2 separate regions of the Homo sapiens genome follow, and region 1 is linked to region 2. A link is a contact called in ENCODE Hi-C or POLR2A ChIA-PET data. All regions are on one chromosome and are shown on one strand. The core of a region is the stretch at or near the end of the contact, and the rest is flanking DNA. Distances in the headings are between cores, read along the strand shown. Region 1 holds the start of WNK2 (WNK lysine deficient protein kinase 2). Region 2 overlaps FGD3 (FYVE, RhoGEF and PH domain containing 3).

Region 1 (4,142 bases), core at 358-2,857, 180 kb after region 2:
GGAAGGACCAGGACTTGCCCAAGTTCACTCAGCTGGTTAGGGGCAAGGTTGGGGGGTCTTTAGCCTCCAAAGGGAAGACAGAAAAGATCCTTTTCCACCCCTGACCTCTACCTGGAAGACTCCTGCCCCAGGAGATGCAACTTAGATCCCTGTCCCTCAGGCCTCTCTGTCCTGCAGAGCTGGCGTCTGCTGTTTGGCCTCCTCCTCGTGTGAGCTCTGGGCTCATGCCAGCGGACTTGAGCCCCGGAATGAATGCCTGTCTCACACGGTAGATTAGATTATATAAATAACAGGCAAGTGCCAAATGCATAGCCCTACACCTAGCACACTATTTAACCACTGGCTCTCTGGGGAGAAAAGTCCTGATTTGAGGTGTTTGCCAATTTCCGCAGTGTAAATACTCCCAGCATTGCTGACTTCAGGCTACAGGGTGGCATTGCTGAACCCAGAGCTGGGAAGGGATGTTCACTGTTGCCCCTCACAAATTAGTTTCAGCCAGTGCCAGTGCCCAGCGGGGCTCCAGGAAGTCCTGCTTCTCTGGGTAACAGTTGGCCTGGCATATTCTTCCCTCTACATTGTGAAGGTGAGATATCGCCTCTGCTGGCTTTTATGCCACATGAGTTATTTTGTGCCAGGGGCTCCAAGGCCTACAGGCCCACAAGCATCTTTTCATCTCTGGAAGTGTGTGTGTATCTGATGGGGGTGCCAGCCCAGTGGGATGGGGACTGAGATGAGAATACTCTGGTATCTCCCTTGTGCCTCAGTTTCCTCACCTAGGATCATGGAGGCTGGGGTAAGGGTGAAGTGTTAGCTCAGGGCATTGCCTGGAGCAGGGCTCAGAACTTAGCAGTATGGTTACTGACACAGGTCACCTGCTGCATTAGGGCCAGAGACGCCCAAGAGAGGGCTTGTCCGTGGGGGTCTAGAGGAGGAAGGAGCTAGAGATCATGGAAGACTTCTCGGGAGAGGTGGCATCTGGCAGAGGTGGGAAGGAAGAACACTTTGGGTCAAGGGGCTTCTGGAAGCCTCTCCATATCCCATCCAAGGCATTCCAGCTCAGCTTCGGTCTTGAAAGTTCTGGGATTTAGAGCATATAACTTCTGCCTTTGGCGCCTCAGTTTGCTCTAGACTGTGAAATGGGCATAATGATCACCAGTGCCTCCCTGGGTGATGATGAGGTCCTCATGGTTCCTGGTGGTGAAGTGAGGGCAGGAAAGGACACGCTGAGCCCCACCAGGCTTAGCCCCAGGCTGGGCTCCCGAGGGCGGCGGTACCCCTGGTCCTTTTCTTCCTAGCCTGCCCATTCTGTCCTGGCACAGGGCCTTGAGGTCTAGCGCGCCGGGCTGCGGCGTGCTGAGGCGTTGAGCCTGCTGCCTCCTCTCAGGAAGAAACGGGGTCCTCCGCAGCTGACAGCCCTGCGGGGCGTTCCAAAGAACTTCAGAGGACAGGAGCGCTACCTCGAGCAAAGAACCGCGGGTGGGAGCCCAGGTAGCCGGCCCGCAGGTGGCCGCGCGCGCCTGCCAGTCAGCCAGCCCGTCCGCAGCCAGGTGGGCGTGCCAGGCCCAGCCCCCTGCGCCGGTCCGGGGCGGGGCGAACGGAGCCCCGCCCTCCCCGCGCGCCGGGTCGGAGCCGGTGCGGGAGCGGAGCCGCGCGAAGCCGGCAGGAGCACGCGGGAGCGCGGCCCCGCAGTGGCCCGGCCCGAGAGAGCAGCGCGCAGGAGCTGGAGCGGCGCCACGGCCCCCACCCCAGCGCGGACCTCGCCCGGAACTCGGACCCCGTCCTCGAAGCGTGATCTCTCCCGCCTCGCACGCCCTGGCCGCCGGGCCGCGGGCATGGACGGCGTCCGCTCGCCCTGTGAGTGCCGAGCCTCCCCTCAACGCCGCTCGCCGCCTTTGTGTGCGCGCCGCGGCGCTGCAGCCCCCTCCCCGCGCGCCCCTCCCGCGCCCCGGGCCCGCGTCCTTTGTGGAGCCGCCGCCGGGCCACTGCCTTCCTCCCACCCCCGGGCTTCCCTATCCCCTTTACAGCTGCCTCCGGGACAGCCTAGCAGAACCCTCCTGGGCCAGGGCTGGGCAGGGCGCGAGATCCCTCTGCCGGCCTCCGGGGCCCTCAGGGACACCCTAGCAGGTCCTCTCTCCCAGGGTTCCAGGGACACCACAGGCCCGTCCCTCTCCGCAGCCTGGGGCTGAGCAGGGCACGGACCCCTCCTCCCCAACCCAAGCCTCTGGTCCCGTCTGCAGCCCCCCTTTCCCAGGGCCCCCAGAGACGGCCCCCGCAGGCTCTCTCCGCGGCCGGGGCTGGGCAGGTTGCGGGCTTAGGGCGGCGTTGTCTCATCCGGCGGCCTGGGCAGGTGCGGCAGGGCCGGCGCTCACGCGGGCCTGTGTGTCCTTGGCCCACAGAGATGGACGGCGATGGCGGCCGCCGAGACGTCCCCGGCACGCTGATGGAGCCCGGGCGCGGCGCGGGGCCCGCGGGCATGGCGGAGCCTCGGGCGAAGGCGGCGCGGCCGGGGCCCCAGCGCTTTCTGCGGCGCAGCGTGGTAGAGTCGGACCAGGAGGAGCCGCCGGGCTTGGAGGCAGCCGAGGCGCCGGGCCCGCAGCCCCCGCAGCCCCTGCAGCGCCGGGTGCTTCTGCTCTGCAAGACGCGCCGCCTCATCGCGGAGCGCGCCCGCGGACGCCCCGCCGCCCCCGCGCCCGCAGCGCTGGTAGCGCAGCCGGGAGCCCCCGGAGCCCCCGCGGACGCCGGCCCCGAGCCCGTGGGCACGCAGGAGCCCGGCCCGGACCCCATCGCAGCCGCTGTCGAAACCGCGCCTGCCCCCGACGGCGGCCCCAGGGAGGAGGCGGCGGCGACCGTGAGGAAGGAGGATGAGGGGGCGGCCGAGGCGAAGCCTGAGCCCGGGCGCACTCGCCGGGACGAGCCCGAAGAGGAGGAGGACGACGAGGACGACCTCAAGGCCGTGGCCACCTCTCTGGACGGCCGCTTCCTCAAGTTCGACATCGAGCTGGGCCGCGGTTCCTTCAAGACGGTCTACAAGGGGCTGGACACGGAGACCTGGGTGGAGGTGGCCTGGTGTGAGCTGCAGGTGAGGGTGCCCCAGCCCGCAGGGGGCTTTCCGCAGGGTCTGTCCGCGAGTGCGTCCTTGGGCCTGTCCTTGCTCCTGCGCCTGGCCTTAAGAAGCCCTGGGGGCGGCGGGGCTCCATGTGTGTCACCCTCTGTGTGGATGGCTGGCAGGATGCATACCAGGTGTGCGGACGGCATGTGGGGCCTGGCTGTGTCCGTGCGCAGGTTGCGGTTTGTGAGTCAGCTGGTGGCGAGGGCAGGCCTCTGTTGTGCGTTTGGTGTAAGTGTGCACGCTGTGGGCGTAGAGAGGGTCCTGGAGAGTGGGCCTCGGAGGCTGTGTCTCTTAGGCTGCTGCTTCTCCAGTCCCGATGACCTACTTTAATGACCCAGGGAGTCTGGACTGTTGTGTCTTTGCAAAACAGTGTGGAGGCTTCAAGGCCCGGTGTGTGCAGTCAGAGTGTTTTGGGGGCTCTGGGCTGCCCATAAATTAGTACTTTCCTGTGTCCAGCAAGCCGTGGCTGCCCCAGCAGGGATACCTGCAGAGACTTCTTCTGACCCAGGGCCTGTGACCCAGAGGTGGTGCCTGGTAGAGCTCTGGGGACAGCTGGGCAAGGCCTGGAAGTGTGGTTAGTCGCCTCTGCTGCTCTGAGAGCTCCATTTGTTCACAAAATGGACGTGTGAGAGGTCTTAAAACCGAGTCATGCAGAATGCGTGTGGGGGTTTTTCTTGGCTGCAGAGGCTCTGGGCATGCATTTTTCATAATCCTGCCATCACCGTGGTGTCAGCCCCAGCCCTGCAAGATTATATAAACAGCCACCTTAGCTGTCCTGGGACAGCCTAGGAAGCAGAGGCCATGCCTGTCCAGGGGGTGTTTACAGGCCTCCCTCCTTGGAGGTGGGCAGCTGTCAGGCGTGAGCCAGTCTGGGAGAGTGCCGGCTGGAGGTGTAAGTGTACTCTGTTGGCCTGTAAAGTTAGCTGGCTGTCCAGTCCAGGCCTGAAACGGGGCTGGGGCTAGCTGGGGCAAGCTGTGTTCTGGGGCCGCTGGCCACACTGCGGGACTCTTGCATTTTTGACTCAGAAGTGGG
Region 2 (4,163 bases), core at 599-3,098:
AACCCTCAGAAGTGTGAGAAATAAACTTCTTTTGTTTAGAAATTACCCAGTCTCAGGCATTTTCAGTGAAAACTTCCATAGTGATGATTTCCAGCTTTAATTAGCTCATACTCTGTGCCCTGTCCTGCATGAAGTGTTTCATATGTGTTGTTCCACTCCATCCTCATAACATCCCTGTGATGTAGGTACTAGGTGGTGACGCTGCTGCTTTGCATTTGGGGTCACTGAAACTTACAGAGGTTTGTTAGCCTGCCCAATGTCAAAAACAGGAGGAGGCCAGGCACGGTGGCTCACACCTGTAATCCCAGCATTTTGGGAGGCTGAGGCGGGCAGATAGGTTGAGTCCAGGAGTTCAAGACCAGCCTGGGCAACATGGCAAAACCTCATCTCTACAAAACGAAAATAGAAAAAAACTAGCTGGACATGGTGGTACGCATGTAGAGCAGGTAAAATGGACTAAGACAAGCTTGCCAAACATCACCAATTTCCCTACACCTTTTACTGAAATCTTTTCTTGGCTTTATAATGGCTTGGGTGCTGTAGCTTCTCGGCTGGTCTCTGGAATTCTCACACAGGTGCTCTGGCCCATATATTGTTGTTAACCTTATGTCTCTGAGCAGAAGGAGGGCCGAGAGCTGTTTAGTCCATCATCTTGCTGACATCACTGTGCAATATATTTTGACGTGGTCGCTGCAACTGCTCTGTAGTCAAAGGCCCATCTATGAGAACTGAGCACCACATCGCCATCACAGTGGCCCCTCCTGCCCCTTCTCTTGCCCCAGTGGCCTCCTGCCACCCCTGTGGCCCCTGGTTCTCCTGCACACAGTGGCAGCCCGTTAGGTGCCGATTCCCCAAGGCTCATCTTCCCCAGGTGAGCTGCATCTCTTCTCTCCGCAGCACTCTGGCCCCCAGAAGCTTCTCCACATTGCCCAGGAGCTCCTGCACACCGAGGAGACCTATGTGAAGCGGCTGCACCTGCTGGACCAGGTAGCCCACATGGCTTGGGGGCAGTTTCAGTATCTCTTAGCATTGGCTGGGCATTATAGGTGCAGTGTGAATGACTTAAATACTAAAACTCAGACAAATTTAAGTCTGGTCTACAAACTTTTTTTTTTTTTTGAGACAAAGTCTCACTCTGTCACCCAAGCTGGAGTGCAGTGGCGCGATCTTGGCTCACTGCAACCTCCGCCTCTCCAGTTCAAGCAATTCTCCTGTCTCAGCCTCCCGAGTAGCTGGGACTACAGGCACATGCCACCACGCCCAGCTAATTTTTGTATTTATAGTAGAGACGGGGTTTCACCATATTTGTCAGGCTGGTCTTGAACTCCTGACCTCAGGTGATCCACCAGCCTCGGCCTCCCAAAGTCCTGGGATTACAGGCGTGAGCCACCACGCCCGTCCTAGAAACTTATTTTTTGTTTTCAGTGCTTGTAGCTCTGAGGAGAAGGCTTTGCCAAGTCACCTGTGGGACATTTCTTCTTGGCAGCTGCATGATCTGAGCATGTAAATGGCTTCTGGATGTTTTTCTGCATAAGTACTTGGGACAGGGTTTGCCACTCATCTCTATCCACATGACAACGTGGGGTTTATGAGCACAGGAAATAAAGCACCCATGGAAGCTGGGGTTTTGACAGACAGTGCTGCTGCTGTTTTTATCTCACGAGAAAGAAAAGGAAGTCTGAACCTTCCATTTCGCATGAGAGGTGGCTGAGGAAAGATGTCATTCCCTGTCCTCAGGCGACTGTCCCTGCCTCACCCACATTCGTAAGTCATAAGTGAGCTTGCATTAAGACCATGAGGTTGTCTGAACCAGTTGGATGAAAAGGGAGGACAATAATTCTGAAATTCATTAAGAAAACACAAGGTGGCAGCAGCGGCCCCTCCCGAGCGCCCTCACCTGTGGCCGAAGCGGGGCGGCAACTGTGCTCAGTGGAAGAGGCTCACTGGCCACACGTGGGCTTCTCTATGCTCAGGTTTTCTGCACCAGGCTGACGGATGCGGGGATCCCTCCAGAAGTCATCATGGGCATATTCTCTAACATCTCCTCCATCCACCGCTTCCACGGGCAGTTCCTGCTGCCGGAGCTGAAGACGCGGATCACGGAGGAGTGGTGAGTACCATCTGCGCATGCCCATGGGGCCCCTCAAGTGTTCTCTAGACCAGGGTTCATGTGCCTGAGAGCGAGGCAAGTGCTGGGGGACTGTCTCATGGTGGCTGGGCGCCTCCCTTCTCTGCACGGTCCTGGGTCCGATCCAGACTCCACCCCTTCCTGGTTGGTGACCTTGACCAGCCACTTACGGTCTCCAAGGCTTAGTTCCTGAGAAAGCAGATGATGCGGAATGAAGGGCTTTTAACGCCCCACTTGGGGCTCTGAAACTAAAATGAGGTTTGACATCTGGAAACACCACACAGTGGATAGTGCTAGTTGGTTTTCTTTTCCCTCCTAGCTTATACTCCACCTTTGTTTTAAAAATGCTGTTTTTCCCTCTCAACAGTGGACCTCAGATCCTCCTCCTGCTGTCCCTGTGGCCTGTCCCTCTGTCCCACTGCTGCTTCTGTTCATTAGCAGAGGGACAGCTCAGTGCAAGTCACAATTCATGAAACATCCCAGGCTGGCCCCCAGACTCATCAGTTCCCCACGTTGCGTGTTGCGTTTCCCCTCATTCTGGGTGCCGCTGCTGTTTGACTTAGGGTCTCTACTGCCTGTGCCCTTCGCAGGCCCGGCTTCCCTCTGCATCAGGAGCCTGGCCCTTCTGTGTCCCACCAGCCCGTTCTCCAAGCTGCAACCCAGGAGACCACAGAGGCTTGACTGGAATGGGAGGCCAGGGGGAGTCCCTTCACCTGTTGCTCAGGGAGGGGCTATGTCAATTTATAAATCTGTACAAGGACATGGTCCAGCTGCCGAACAGGTTTACATTGTGTCCCCGAGGCAGTCAGGACTGGATGCAGCCTTCTGGCTGACAAAAATCCATGCTTGGTAGAGACAGGTTTTCTCCTGCAAGGCCCTGGAGACTGCTAACTCATGAGTGCATGTGTGACCTCCTCTGCAACTTTTATAACAGCACAGGGGTCCAATGACTTAGCCACCCTGCCCTTTGGACATTTTTTTTTTTTAAACAGAGTCTCACTCTGTTGCCCAGGCTGGAGTGCAGTGGCGTGATCTCAGCTCACTGCAAGCTCTGCCTCCTGGGTTCACACCATTCCCCTGCCTCAGCCTCCCAAGTAGCTGGGACTGCAGGCGCCCGCCACCACACCCGGCTAATTATTTGTATTTTTTTTTAAGTAGAGACGGGGTTTCACCGTGTTGGCCAGGATGGTCTCGATCTCCTGACCTTGTGATCTGCCCATCTCAGCCTCCCAAGTGCTGGATTACAGGCATGAGCCACCACACCCAGCCTGGACCTTTAAATTAAATGTATAAGTGCAGTTCACAGTCATGCCTTAGTGATGGCTTTGTGCCTGTGGCTTTTTTCTTTCTTTTTGAAACAGTCCTAAGGTCAAAGACGATTAGTATATTTTTCTGTTTCTTGAAAATTATTTGCAAATCTCTGTCCAAAGCAGCTTTTTTCATTATCAGTACTACAAAGAGCTACTTTCCCCAGGACTTCACCAGCATTGGATAGAACCATTGTTTCTAATCTTTGCCCATTTAAAAGGAGCATAATGGTATTTTGTTGGTTCTCTTTGATAACTGTGGTTCATCATTCAAGCGATTCTGCTACTACTGCTATCTCCTGTGTCTGGGTCACTGGTTCTAAGCTTGCAGCTTGGACTTTTAACTGTTTTACAGGCATCTTTCATTTAATTGCCCAGTTACTATTTTCTACTCTACATGACATAGGGGAGGAAGCTAAGGCTCAGAGAGGGTGACCAATTTGCTCACCATCACACAGAGCTGGCCTCCACCCCACACCCCCCTGGTGGAGTTCATGTCCACTAACCTCAGAGTCCCCATTGCACCCAGCTATTTCTCTGATGATTCATTTCTCCACGAAGGGACACAAACCCACGGCTCGGGGACATCCTGCAGAAGCTGGCCCCATTCCTGAAGATGTACGGCGAGTATGTCAAGAACTTTGACCGAGCCGTAGGGCTGGTGAGCACGTGGACCCAGCGCTCCCCACTGTTTAAAGACGTCGTCCACAGCATCCAGGTAAGGCCGG

What was found. A loop is a pair of places that touch in the nucleus more often than their neighbours do. ChIA-PET counts read pairs that join two places held with the same protein, here RNA polymerase II (POLR2A). Pooled maps may share reads with other maps.
Region 1: a pooled map shows a loop between it and region 2 (6-fold over the local background). The contact joins the promoter of WNK2 here to the enhancer-like site in region 2. A Hi-C loop is called at or near these places in 1 of 168 maps with a recorded cell type or tissue (DLD1) and 4 of 50 pooled maps. POLR2A ChIA-PET finds 5 or more read pairs at or near these places in 1 of 52 experiments (activated CD4-positive, alpha-beta T cell).

The regions. Positions count from the first base shown.
Region 1 is chr9:93,182,532-93,186,673 of GRCh38, forward strand. It overlaps WNK2 (WNK lysine deficient protein kinase 2), which reads left to right and starts at 1,608. Exons shown (of 30, transcript NM_006648.4): 1 at 1,608-1,854; 2 at 2,397-3,079. The coding sequence starts at 2,399. RefSeq lists an enhancer at 3,646-4,142.
Region 2 is chr9:93,002,028-93,006,190 of GRCh38, forward strand. It overlaps FGD3 (FYVE, RhoGEF and PH domain containing 3), which reads left to right. Exons shown (of 18, transcript NM_001083536.2): 4 at 898-987; 5 at 1,974-2,110; 6 at 3,997-4,153. Among named protein-coding and RNA genes, the nearest start is that of SUSD3, 55 kb to the right of the region's middle. RefSeq lists a silencer at 1,740-2,034. Within about 2 kb of position 1,849, at least 10 of the 41 ENCODE cell types and tissues checked have a DNase peak (open chromatin) inside an H3K27ac peak, as active enhancers do.